Linked DNA regions of Homo sapiens: region 1 is linked to region 2. Evidence: chromatin contacts called from ENCODE Hi-C or POLR2A ChIA-PET data. All regions are on one chromosome and are shown on one strand. Each heading gives the region's core, a stretch centred on a gene start or an enhancer-like site at or near the end of the contact. The rest is flanking DNA. Distances are from core to core; before and after follow the strand shown. Region 1 holds the start of MTCL2 (microtubule crosslinking factor 2). Region 2 overlaps MTCL2 (microtubule crosslinking factor 2).

Region 1 (5,609 bases), core at 1,849-4,348, 35 kb before region 2:
AGATCTGCTGAGATTCAAGGTGGGGGCACACAGTGCCCCCACACACGTGCCGCACACATGTGCCGCTCAATTGGAGGAGCATCAGTGTCACATTGTAAGAAGAGCAATTGGGATGAGATATACCCTTTGGAAAATATTAATCAGTCACAAGAAGTATCTTCACCTTTTGGAGATCCTTTACTGAAATGTGGAGCACAGAGCCCGGCACACAGGAAGAGGCCACGCATCACACAGCTGCAGGATGTGCCGGCGCAAGGACGGTCACCCCGTCTACAATGTAGCCAGTTCTGGACTCTCAACAAGTCTTATCTCCTTTGTGGTATCCCTGGTCTGAACTGACCCTGAGTCCACAGCCCCTACGTCAGCCCCACCTAGTCCCTCCCCACCAGAGCCCTGTTGTTCTCAAGGCTTCCCTGGGTCTACAATGTAGATTCTTGACTCCCCAAATCCAAAGCACCTCAGAGCAGGTGGGACCCACAGGCCCCTCCCTGGCCAGCCATGAGTGTTGGGCCCAGAGAGGATAGGTGGTAGAGCCAGGACTCAGATCCCTGCCCTAGAAGAGAGATGCAGGCCACTCTAATCTCAGGACCACTGATGTGACCAAGGGTGTGTCAGGAGTGGCTGAGCCAGCCTGGTCTGCTATGTCCCTGCATTCACACCACCCAACACCTCCAAACCTATGTTCTGCACAGGGGCAGAAACTGAAGCACAGAGAGAGGACACACTTTCCAAGAGCTTCACAGCATCTTTCTGTGCCAGACTAGATGCAGCCTACTAGAGCCAGGGGCATCTGAGCTGGATGGACCCTGTCATCTGTTACATTAGACCAGAGCAGGTGGGGACTCTGAGGCCCGGAATGTGGGAAGGCCTGCCCTGGGTCACTAGCCTGCGGCTCCCACATCCTTCTCCAGCACTCCTGCCCACATGCCATGCCACCCTGTTTGTGCTGAGTCTTTTGTGGTCCCCCCCAACACACACTGTGTGCTCCATGAGTTCAGGCACTGACATGCCCACCACTGCGTCCCTCAGTGTACCTGGCGCCTGTGCAAACAGGGTTTGTGGACAGTCAGTGGGCCGTGAGGGGAGCTGGTGTCTTGCTAGGAGGGGGTGGGGATGCCCCTGCGGAAGTGTTTGCCAAGAGCCTGCTGAGTGCCTGCTCCTCACTTGGCCGTATGGAGGGCACCTAGCGTTGGGGTGGAGGAGCACTCACTCACCTGGATCCAGATGAAGTCATGCCTCTGGAGAGAGGGGATGCCCCAGGAGTGTATTCACAGCGTGTGGGGGAGGTGGGACAGAGACAAAGAAGTGGACCTGGTGCCTGCTGTGTCACAGGCAGGTGCAGAGGTGAAGGAAGGGAATTGGGGGAGGAAGAAGAAGGAGAAAATGGGCAGGAGGAAGAAGAGGGGAAAGAGGAGGAAAAGGAAGACTTGGAAAAGGAGGGGGGAAAGGAAGGGGAAAGATGGGAGAAGAAGGAGGAAGAAAGAGCAGGGGATAAATGGGAGGGGGAGGAGAGAACAGGAGGAGAAAGAGGTTGTAAAGGGGCAAAAACAGCCCTGCCCTTCTGGTGGCAAGGGGTGTGGGGCACCCTAAGGACGAGGGTACATCTGTGGGGCAAAGCACTCAATCCAGCTCTGCCCTGCGGTGGCTCAGGGATGGGGGCGTAGCGGCCAGGCGGTGTGGGGGCTGGGGAAGGTGTGAGAGACATGGGAAAATCAACACGGCCAGGAGCCAAGGAGACGCCCAGACGCCCGGGAGGAAAGAAAACACGCCCATCAGAGCTCAAGTCCTCCTGCACTGCTCCTGGTGGGGACGTGTGGGGTCAGGGCAACCGTCCCAGCCCATGCCAGCCCCCACGGGGGCCAAAACCGCCTTCCAAAGCATCCGCTAGGCTGACATCTCGTAATAGGTCCCCTCCATTTTATTTTTGTTTTTATTTATTTGTTTATTTTTTTGAGATGGAGTCTAGCTCTGCCACCCAGACTGGAGTGCAGTGGCGCGACCTCGGCTCACTGCAACCTCCGCCTCCCGGGTTCAAGCGATTCTCCTGCCTCAGCCTCCCGAGTAGCTGGGATTACAGGCACGCGCTACCACGCCCGGCTAATTTGTGTATTTTTAGTAGAGACGGGGTTTCATCATGTTGGTCAGGCTGGTCTCGAACTCCTGACCTCGTGATCCACCCGCCTCGGCCTCCCAAAGTGCTGGGATTACAGGCATGAGCCACCGCGCCTAGCTACGGGTCGCTTCCATTTTAGCCGTACAGAGCCTGAAACCCGGGTCGGGGGCGCATGGGGAGAAATATCCGCCGGTCAAGGTGCGCGAGCCAGGCATGCACACAGGGCTTCACGGTCCCTATGCCAGGAGAGGGAAGCCGAGGCAGGGGGAGCCCGAGCGCGCCCGGGAGGTGTGAGCTTTGGGTCCCATCGGCGCCGCCTAGACCGTGAGCTTGGCGCGTGCACCCCAGGCTTCAGTTTACGCATCTGTGCGATGGGATCGCGGCTCCGGCGATGCCGGCTAAGGGGGCGGAGTTCGCGCACGCTCGGCACGGGGCGAGGGGCGAGGCGCTGGGCGTGCATGGATGCGGGTTCCTGCGAACTGAGGTCCGCCCGGCCTCGGCCCGGGAGTCCCGGCTCCCGCCGCTCTCGCAGGCCCTGCCCGGACGCCGGGCGCAGGGGCGCCTCCGCCGGGTGCCTTCCCCGAGCGGGCAGGGGAGGAGGCGGCGGAGCGGAGGAGGAGGGAGCCCGGGCCGCGGCTGCCCGCGCCAGCCTGACCCTCGAAGGGGTCGCTGTTGCCTCGCAGATCCCTCCCTCGCTCCCTGCCTGCGTCCCTCCCTGCCGCTCCCGCCGCGTCCGCCTTTTGTTCGCGGAACCGCGCGCCCCCGAGCCGAGGCGGCGGGGCGGGGAGCTGGCGGGGCTGCGCGGGGGGCGGGCTGCGCCGGGCGGAGCCGGGGCCCGGGCCGCAGCCGGACTCGGAGCCCGAGGGAGCGATCGGCGTGCGGGCGGCGGGGGCCCGGGCGCGCTCCGGGGGCGCGGCGAGGCCGAGGGGGCGGGCGCCGGGCGGAGCCGCAGCCGGAGCCGGGGCGCCTGGAGGCGGTCGGGCCGCACTCTCCGAGCCCAGAGCAGCGGAGAGACCGCGCGGCGGGGCTTGGGACGGGGACGCGGTGTCGGGGCCGAGGTGGGCCGAGAGCAGCCGCAGCCCCAGCGGCCGGAGCCGCGCCGGGTCCCTCCCCAGGGACGTCGAGGCCGGGCGGGCCTGGGCCATGCGCGCAGCTCGCTGAGGCCGAGGGAGGCCGCGATGGAGGCGCCGGCGGCCGAGCCCCCGGTCCGGGGCTGCGGTCCCCAGCCCGCGCCTGCACCCGCGCCTGCCCCGGAGAGGAAAAAGAGCCACCGCGCGCCGTCGCCGGCCCGGCCCAAAGACGTGGCCGGCTGGTCGCTGGCTAAGGGCCGCCGCGGCCCAGGCCCGGGCTCAGCAGTCGCCTGCAGCGCCGCGTTCTCCTCACGGCCGGACAAGAAGGGGCGCGCAGTGGCTCCCGGGGCGCGCGGTGCGGGTGTGCGGGTGGCCGGGGTCCGCACCGGGGTCCGTGCCAAGGGCCGTCCGCGCTCGGGTGCGGGGCCGCGACCGCCACCGCCGCCCCCCAGCCTCACGGATAGCAGCTCGGAGGTGTCGGACTGCGCGTCGGAGGAGGCGCGCCTGCTGGGCCTGGAGCTGGCGCTGAGCAGCGACGCCGAGTCCGCGGCCGGGGGCCCGGCGGGGGTCCGTACGGGGCAGCCGGCCCAGCCCGCGCCCTCCGCGCAGCAGCCCCCGCGGCCGCCCGCCTCCCCGGACGAGCCGTCGGTGGCCGCGTCGTCGGTGGGCAGCAGCCGCTTGCCGCTCAGCGCCTCGCTTGCCTTCTCCGACCTCACCGAGGAGATGCTGGACTGCGGGCCCAGCGGCTTGGTGCGGGAGCTGGAGGAGCTGCGCTCGGAGAACGACTATCTCAAGGTGGGGGCGCCCGGGTAGAAAGGGAGGTCGCAGGGGTCGCCGGCTGTCACAGTCCCGCGGGCCTGAGGCACCAGCCGGCCCTCCTTCCCACTGAACAATCCGGAGAAAGGGGCCCAAGCCCTCTGGGGACCACTCTGAGGTGGATCTGGGGCTCCCTCATTCCCCCCGCCCCCTCTCAACTTTATTTGGGAAGCGCGCTCCTGAAAAAGACCTTGGAACTGGCTACAGGGCCCTAACCTGGGAGCGGGGACTTGAGAAAGCTTTGGAGCGTTCTGGGAGGCGTTGCTGAGGTGGGGGTGGGTAGCCAGGGAAGGGATGGATCTCTGCCTTCAGCTGCCCAGAACCTCCACGCCCAGGCTCTCCTTCTTGGGACGGGATTGATAGACACCGCCGCCAGGGAAACCTGTGGCCATCCCCTGCCCAGGAAAGGCCTGAATGCCATCCTGAGTCGTTACCCAGGGCTTTCCCGGGCGCAGGCCTGTCTCTGCCTGCCTTTCTGGGCGGGTCCAGTTTGAAAGCATGACATCTGGGAACATCCCCTTGGCTGGAGTCCACTTCCGCCCAGCCTAACGGTCCCACAGCCTGGAGGATGATGTCGTGGGAGAACCGGTTCAGAGGCAGCTTCCTAAATCCCAGGACAGTGTCTTTTGCCCTCCCTGGGGCAGACCTTGTGCACACAACAGCCCCATTGGCCCCTCGTGGCCAGTGCCTTTCCATGTTCGCAGTGAGAGGAGGGCAACTGCCCACCTGGAACAGGACTTCCCTGTGGCCATGTGGGGACCCTAGGGCTTCCCCCGGACAGCAGGCTTTGCCTTTGCTTTTTCAGTGGACATGAGCACCTACTGGGTGCCAGCCGGGCTCCATCTGCACGCTTCCAGGTGCCATGGCAGCTTTAGGGACAGCCCAGCTTGCACGTGTTGACCTCTCCCTGGGAGGCTGGAAGCTTCCTGAGCTCTCCTGCCGCTGGCTGGGCACGGTTTTGGAGGAGGCTGAAATGTTGCCGACTCTTGTCAGTGGATGATGGCCTGGCACAACACCCAGAGTGCCCCTGGCTGTGGAGCTCACAGCATGCTGCTGGTTTATGTCTGCCCTCAGCACTTAGGTTTTAACTTTTCCTTGTGGCTCTTCTGACCAAATGGGCTTCTCCCTCATTAGAGTGTTGGTGTCTTGCTCAACTATGTCTCTGTCTCCCCATTTTCCCCGGGATCTGCTCTCCAGCCTGAGTTCTGTAAATGCTTGTAGTATGGAAGGACAAGGTCTGTCTGAATCAAGAGACACCTTTCCCCAAGCCAGGCCTCAGTCTCCTCATCCGTTAAATGGGAGGATGTCTTCCCAAGGGCCGGGTTCGGTGTTGGCAACTGGGAGTTCAGTCGGCTCTTTGAGTCTTCAGAAGCCGGTGGTAAGGAGAGGGCAAGTGGAAGGTGAGGAGGAGGAGGGAGGTGACGAGCCAGGACAAGGGTCTTTTGCTCCTGCCCTCTTGGTGCTCTGAGCTGCTTCCAGTGAGTGCTGCCTGAATTGGCCTTAACCGAAACTCTGAGTTCCTCACCCCTGCCTCCCGGTTCCTGCTACTCACTCTGGTGAAGGGGGATGGGTTGCAGAGCTTTGCTTCAGGGCTCCTAGGCACCCATCTC
Region 2 (5,617 bases), core at 2,471-4,970:
TTCCTATCTGCAAAGCCCTTGTTCTGATACTGAGGGGTTGTTCTCCCCACTTCGTGGATGAGGAAGGTCTGGTACCCAGAGAGGCTGTGGGAGGAGCCTCATGGGCCCGCTCCTGGCTGTCCTACGAGATCCTCGGGCAGAAACAGGCAGTGGCAGTGCAGGGAGGGAGAGGCCATGCCTGGTTTCCTTTCTGGTCGTTGTTTTTCCTGGCCTGCCTCATACATTGCCAAGGGGTCCGTGCCGAGCTGGGCTTCGGCCCAGGCAGAGGTCAGAGCCAGGGAGGGCCCTCTTCCCTTCTGGCAAGGAGGAGGCACAACAGTCATTTCCGAGACCAGCAGGCATGGGTTGCTGGGCTCTCTGCCCCACATGGAGTTCCTGCTGGCGAAACCTGGGCACCCCTGGGAAACCCTGGGCTATACTGGCCCCTCAGCCAAACCCCTGGGGCTCCCAGCCCAGCTCAACCCACACTGGCTTTGCGTGACCCTGAGTGAGTCACTTCTGCTCTGAGCTCCAGTTTCCTTGTAAAATGGGGACAGGATTGGGGTGAAGATGGGTGAGTTTGGCATGCAGTAGGTATTCACCAAACAGTAGTTCCCAATGTACATAGAGATGGAGTCTGGTTGCAATTTCCCAGCCCAGAAGGGCCTTCCTTCCTCATCCCTGCAGGCCTCCTTTCCTGGCTTCCCTCAACCAGCCAGCAGGGGACAGAACAGAGGGTGTCTACCAGGAATGGGGTGCTGTTGCTACAGAGTCCTGGACCAGGATCAGAGATTGCAGCTCCTCTAGCTTCTTTCTGTAGGGATGACTTGGACATCTGCCCACCCTTTGTCATTTTGGGCCTGTTCTACATCCCAGACAACTAGATATAGGTCTCAGGGTCACACTGTGACCTCCAGCGATCATGCCCTTCTCTGGGCTTCAGTTCCTTGGAGCAGCAGCTACCAGTCACCCAGAACTCACTGTGTGCAGGCCCCAGGCCAAGGCTTTTGTGTAATAGCTGGTTCAGTTATCCTGTCGGGCCTGTAAGGTTGACCCTGTTATCACTGCGTTCATTTTATAGTTGAGGAGACTGAGGTACAGAGAGGAAAATTGCCTTGCCCAGGACTACATGCTGGTCACTGGCAGAGATGGGATTCAGTGGTCTAGGGCCCATCTTCTCTGGGTTTCCACTGCAGCTCAATCCCCTCTCTGTTTTGTTTTGCTTTGCTTTGTTTTGTTTTTAGGAGACAGGGTCTCGCTCTGTTGCCTAGGCTGGAGTGCAGTGGCACAATCATAGCTCACTGCAACCTCGAACTCCAGGGCCCAGGTGATTCTTCCATGTTGGCCTCCTGAGTAGTTGGGCCTGTAGGTGTGTGCCACCATGCCAAGCTAACTTTTTTGGGTTTTTTGTAGAGGTGGGGTCTTGCTATGTTCCCCAGGCACATCTCGAATTCCTGGGCTCAAGCGATCCCCCTGCCTCGGCCTCTCAAAGTGTGGGATTCCAGGTGTGAGCTACCGTGTCCAGCCCCTCAAAGTGTTGGGATTACAGGTGTGAGCTACTGTACCCAGTTCCTCAGTCTCCTCCCTTTAAGATGAGCTTCTGGCCCTCCCACAGGCTTTTGTGAGGACTGGGCAAGTGGTGGCTGGGAGAGGCTTTGGAAGTGTGAAGAGCCCAGGTAGGCAGGCACAGTGGCTCATGCCTGTAATCTCAGCTACTCGGGAAGCTGAGGCAGGAGGATCCCTTGAGGCCACAAGTTCAAGACTCTCCTGGACCACATAGTGAGACCCCGTTTCTTTTTATTTATTTATTTATAGACAAAGTTTTGCTCTTATTGCCCAGGCTGGAGTGCAGTGGCATGATTTTGGCTCACCGCAGCCTCTGCCTCCCTGGTTCAAGCAATTCTCCTGCTTCAGCCTCCCAAAGTGCTGGGATTACAGGCACCTGCCACCACGCCTGGCTAATTTTTTGTATTTTTAGTAGAGATGGGGTTTCACCATGTTGGCCAGTCTGGTCTCGAACTCTTGACCTGAGGTGATCCACCTGTCTCGACCTCCCAAAGTGCTGGGATTACAGGTGTGAGCCACTGCGCCCGGCTGAGACCCCGTGTCTACATAAAAATGCAAAAATTAGCCAGTTGTGGTTATGCATACCTGTAGTCCCAGCTACTCAGGAGGCTGAGGTGAGAGGATTGCTTGAGCCCTGGAGTTCAAGCCTGCAGTGAGACATGATTGCACCACTGCACTCCAGCCTGGGAGACATAGTGAGACCCTGTCTCAAAAAAAAAAAAAAAAAAAAAAGCCTCAGGTAAATGAAAAGGCATTCCTGAGAACAGGGTCTTCCCAGCTTTCTGGGGCTGTGCTGTGATACAGATGCTGAGAGCTTGCGGTACCTAGGTTTGGGTTTTGGTTCTACTGCTTCCTTCATGAGTTTCTTGGTCTCTTTGTGCCTCAGTTTGCTCATCTGCAGCGTGGCAGTGATGCGATAGGAACCTGCCTGTCTCTAGGGTTGCCCTGCTGTGAAAGTCGGGTGGTCAGTGGGACTTGCAGTGGGGGCTCTCCTCAGCCTGCTCACATCCTTCTCTCTCCCACCCCTGCACAGGTCTCTAAGGACATCTCCATGCGGCTGCATAAGGAGCTCGAGGTGGTGGAGAAGAAACGGGCGCGGCTGGAGGAGGAGAACGAAGAGCTTCGTCAGCGGCTCATCGAGACTGAGCTGGCTAAGCAGGTGCTGCAGACGGAGCTGGAGCGACCGAGAGAGGTGAGGACCTCATGCATCCAGCAGGGCCAGCCTAGGGCAGGTGGGCACATGCAAGCCCCCCCAAGCCAGTGTCTCTGTGAGCCCCCGCTTGTGGGAAATGGGCAGCTTATGCCTCCCTGGCAAGGTTGTTTATTCATTCATTCCTCCAACATGCATTTCCTGAGCACCTACTGTGTAAATTGTGTGCTGGACACTAAGGTTACAATGGTGAACAAAACACACCCAGTTCCTGTCCTCAGGGAGCTCACGGGGTAATGAGAGAGAGAGTCATTCATCAAAGAACCACAGCCGCTGTGGGAGGATTAACTGAGAAAACATGCAACAATGTCAGGCATGGGGCTCAGCCCTCTGTGCCTCAGTTTCCTTACCTATACAATGGGGCAGTGGTGCCCTGAGTCATTGTGAGGACCAACAGGAATAACGCATGTGGAGTGGCTGCAAGAGACTGCGAGATCCTGCCATTTGGTGTGAAGTCAGTGCAGGGGCTGGGTCTCAGGCCAGTGTCTCTGGGGTACTGGTGCTTCCCGAATGTGACCCTGAGACACATTCCTGTCTGTGTTTGTTCATGCCAGTTCCTCCCCTGGCAGACCTTCTCCTCCTGTTGTGTGTTGGGTATACAGTGTGTTATGCGCCCTGCTTGACAGTTTATCTCAAACATTTTCATGCTAACAAGGTTGCGATCATGCCCATTTTGTGGATGAGCAAACAGCCCCTGAGAGAGAGGGAGGGACAACCTCAAGGCCATGCAGGGCTCAGGGGGTTCTGCAGAATGCCGGCTAGAAACCATCAGCCTAGGTGTCCCTTAAAGGCTGGAATCCCCCCATTCCAGGGTTCTGTGTTCCAAATGGCCTGGGGTGGCTTCTGGCCCTAGAGGCAGAGCCAGGCCTTAGCTCTCTGCCTGCTGATGAGATATGAGGATCGTGCATTCTTCTAGGGCACACTCCTCGCTGCAGGCGCTGCCTGCCTTCCTCCCCCGAGGGCGAGCCTGCCAGTGTCCTTGGACTGAGACACCACAGCCCAAGGCCAGAACATTCCTCCAGCCATCCTTCCCACTGGGTGTGTTGGTGTGATGTGCCAATGCCCTCTCAGTGTGCAGGGAGAGGAGGCGTTTGCTGCTAAGGGTGGCTAGCCCCCTCCCTTCATTCAGCTGCCCACCCCCATGGCCTGGCCCATAACACGGAGCACCATCTTCACACCGTCTTGCTGCTGCAACCCTTGATAGTGAAAAGGGGAGACAATTTCTGAAAGCATCTTAAGGTCACGGTACAAGTAATGAAACTGAGGCTCAGGAGGAACAGCTTGCCTGAGTTCACCCAGCCTCTCCTTAGCAGAGATGTGGCTGGAACCCTGAAGCCACTTCCCCTCTCTAAGTCTCAGTTTCTTTATCTGTGACATCAGGATAAGCAAGCAAACAAACAAGCAAAGCCTGCACGGTGGCTCACACCTATAATCCCAGCACTTTGGGAGGCCAAGGTGGGCAGATCTCTTGAGCCTAGGAGTTCGAGACCAGCCTGGGCAACATAGTGAAACTCTGTCTCTATAAAGAATGCAAAAATTATCCAGGTGTGGTGGTGCCTGCCTGTAGTCCCAGCTACTTAGGAAGTGGAGGCTGCAGTGAGGTGAGATCGCACCACTGCACTCCAGCCTGGGAGACAGAGTGAGACCCTATCTCCAAAAAAAAAAAAAAAAAAAAAAAGGGGGGTCCAGGCACAGTGGCTCACGCCTGTAATCCCAGCACTTTGGGAGGCTGAGGTGGGTGGATCACCTGAGGTTAGGAGTTCAAGACCAGCCTGGCCAACATGGCGAAACCCCATGTCTACTAAAAATACAAAAAAAAATTAGCTGGGTGTGGTGGCGGGCACCTGTAATCCCAGGTACTTGGGAGGCTGAGGCAGGAGCATCTCTTGAACCTGGGAGGTGGAGGTTGCAGTGAGCCGAGATTGCGCCACTGCATTCATTCCAGCCTGGGCGACAAAAGTGAAACTCCATCTCAAATAAATAAATAAATAAATAAATAAATAAATAAATAAAGCAGGATGATAACTGTACGCAGCCTATGAGGTTGTTTAGGATCATTAATAAGATTATGTAGCCATAGAATACTATGAAGAAATTAAAAAGAATAAGATAGTATGGCAGTTCCTCAAAAATTAAACATAGAACAATCATATGATCCAGCAATCTCACTTCTAGGTATATCCCAAAAGAATTGAAAGCAGAGACTCAAAGAGATATTTACACACCCGTGTTCATAGCAGCATAACTCACAATAGCCAGAGGGTAGAAGCAACCCAAATGTTCATCAACAGAGGAATGGATAAACAAAGTGTAGTACACATGTATAATGGAAAACTATTCAACCTTAAGAAGGAATGAGGCTGGGTGTGGTGGCTCATGCTTGTAACCCCAGCATTCTGGGAGGCAGAGGTGGGCAGATTGGTTGGGGCTAGGAGTTCAAGACCAGCCTGAGCAACATGGCAAAACCCCGTCTCTACAAAAAATACGAAATTTAGCCAGGCATCTTTGTGCATGCCTGTAGTCCCAGCTACTAGGGAGGTTGAGGTGGGAGGATCACTTGAGCCCAAGAGGTTGAGGCTGCAGTGAGCTATGATGGTGCCACTGGACTCTAGCCTGGGCTATAGAGTGAGACCCTGCATCGAGAGGGAGAGGGAGAAGGAGAGGGAGGGGGGAGGGGGAGGGGGGAGGGGGAGGGAGAGGGGGAGGGGGAGGGAGAGGGGGAGGGGGAGGGGGAGGGGGGAAACAGAAAAGAAAAGACCAGCACTTTGGGAAGCCAAGGCAGGCGGATCATGAGGTCAGGAGATCAAGACCATCCTGGCTAACACGGTGAAACCCCGTCTCTACTAAAAATACAAAAAAAAA

The links. A loop is a pair of places that touch in the nucleus more often than their neighbours do. ChIA-PET counts read pairs that join two places held with the same protein, here RNA polymerase II (POLR2A). Pooled maps may share reads with other maps.
Region 1: a loop to region 2 is called in a map of heart right ventricle, with 5 times the contacts of the local background. The contact joins the promoter of MTCL2 here to the enhancer-like site in region 2. A Hi-C loop is called at or near these places in 46 of 168 maps with a recorded cell type or tissue (B cell, CD14-positive monocyte, GM12878 and 28 more), 27 of 37 single-sample maps with no recorded cell type and 40 of 50 pooled maps. POLR2A ChIA-PET finds 5 or more read pairs at or near these places in 39 of 52 experiments (A549, AG04449, AG04450 and 33 more).

What each region holds. Positions count from the first base shown.
Region 1 is chr20:36,861,027-36,866,635 of GRCh38, reverse strand. It overlaps MTCL2 (microtubule crosslinking factor 2), which reads left to right and starts at 3,098. Exons shown (of 15, transcript NM_080627.4): 1 at 3,098-3,978. The coding sequence starts at 3,292. RefSeq lists silencers at 2,389-3,278, 3,349-3,498.
Region 2 is chr20:36,826,174-36,831,790 of GRCh38, reverse strand. MTCL2 (microtubule crosslinking factor 2) reads left to right here. Exons shown (of 15, transcript NM_080627.4): 3 at 2,579-2,737. Among named protein-coding and RNA genes, the nearest start is that of MTCL2, 35 kb to the left of the region's middle. RefSeq lists enhancers at 3,569-3,678, 4,179-4,238. Within about 2 kb of position 3,720, at least 6 of the 41 ENCODE cell types and tissues checked have a DNase peak (open chromatin) inside an H3K27ac peak, as active enhancers do; they include B cell, GM12878, heart left ventricle and 2 more, where a contact is called at or near this core.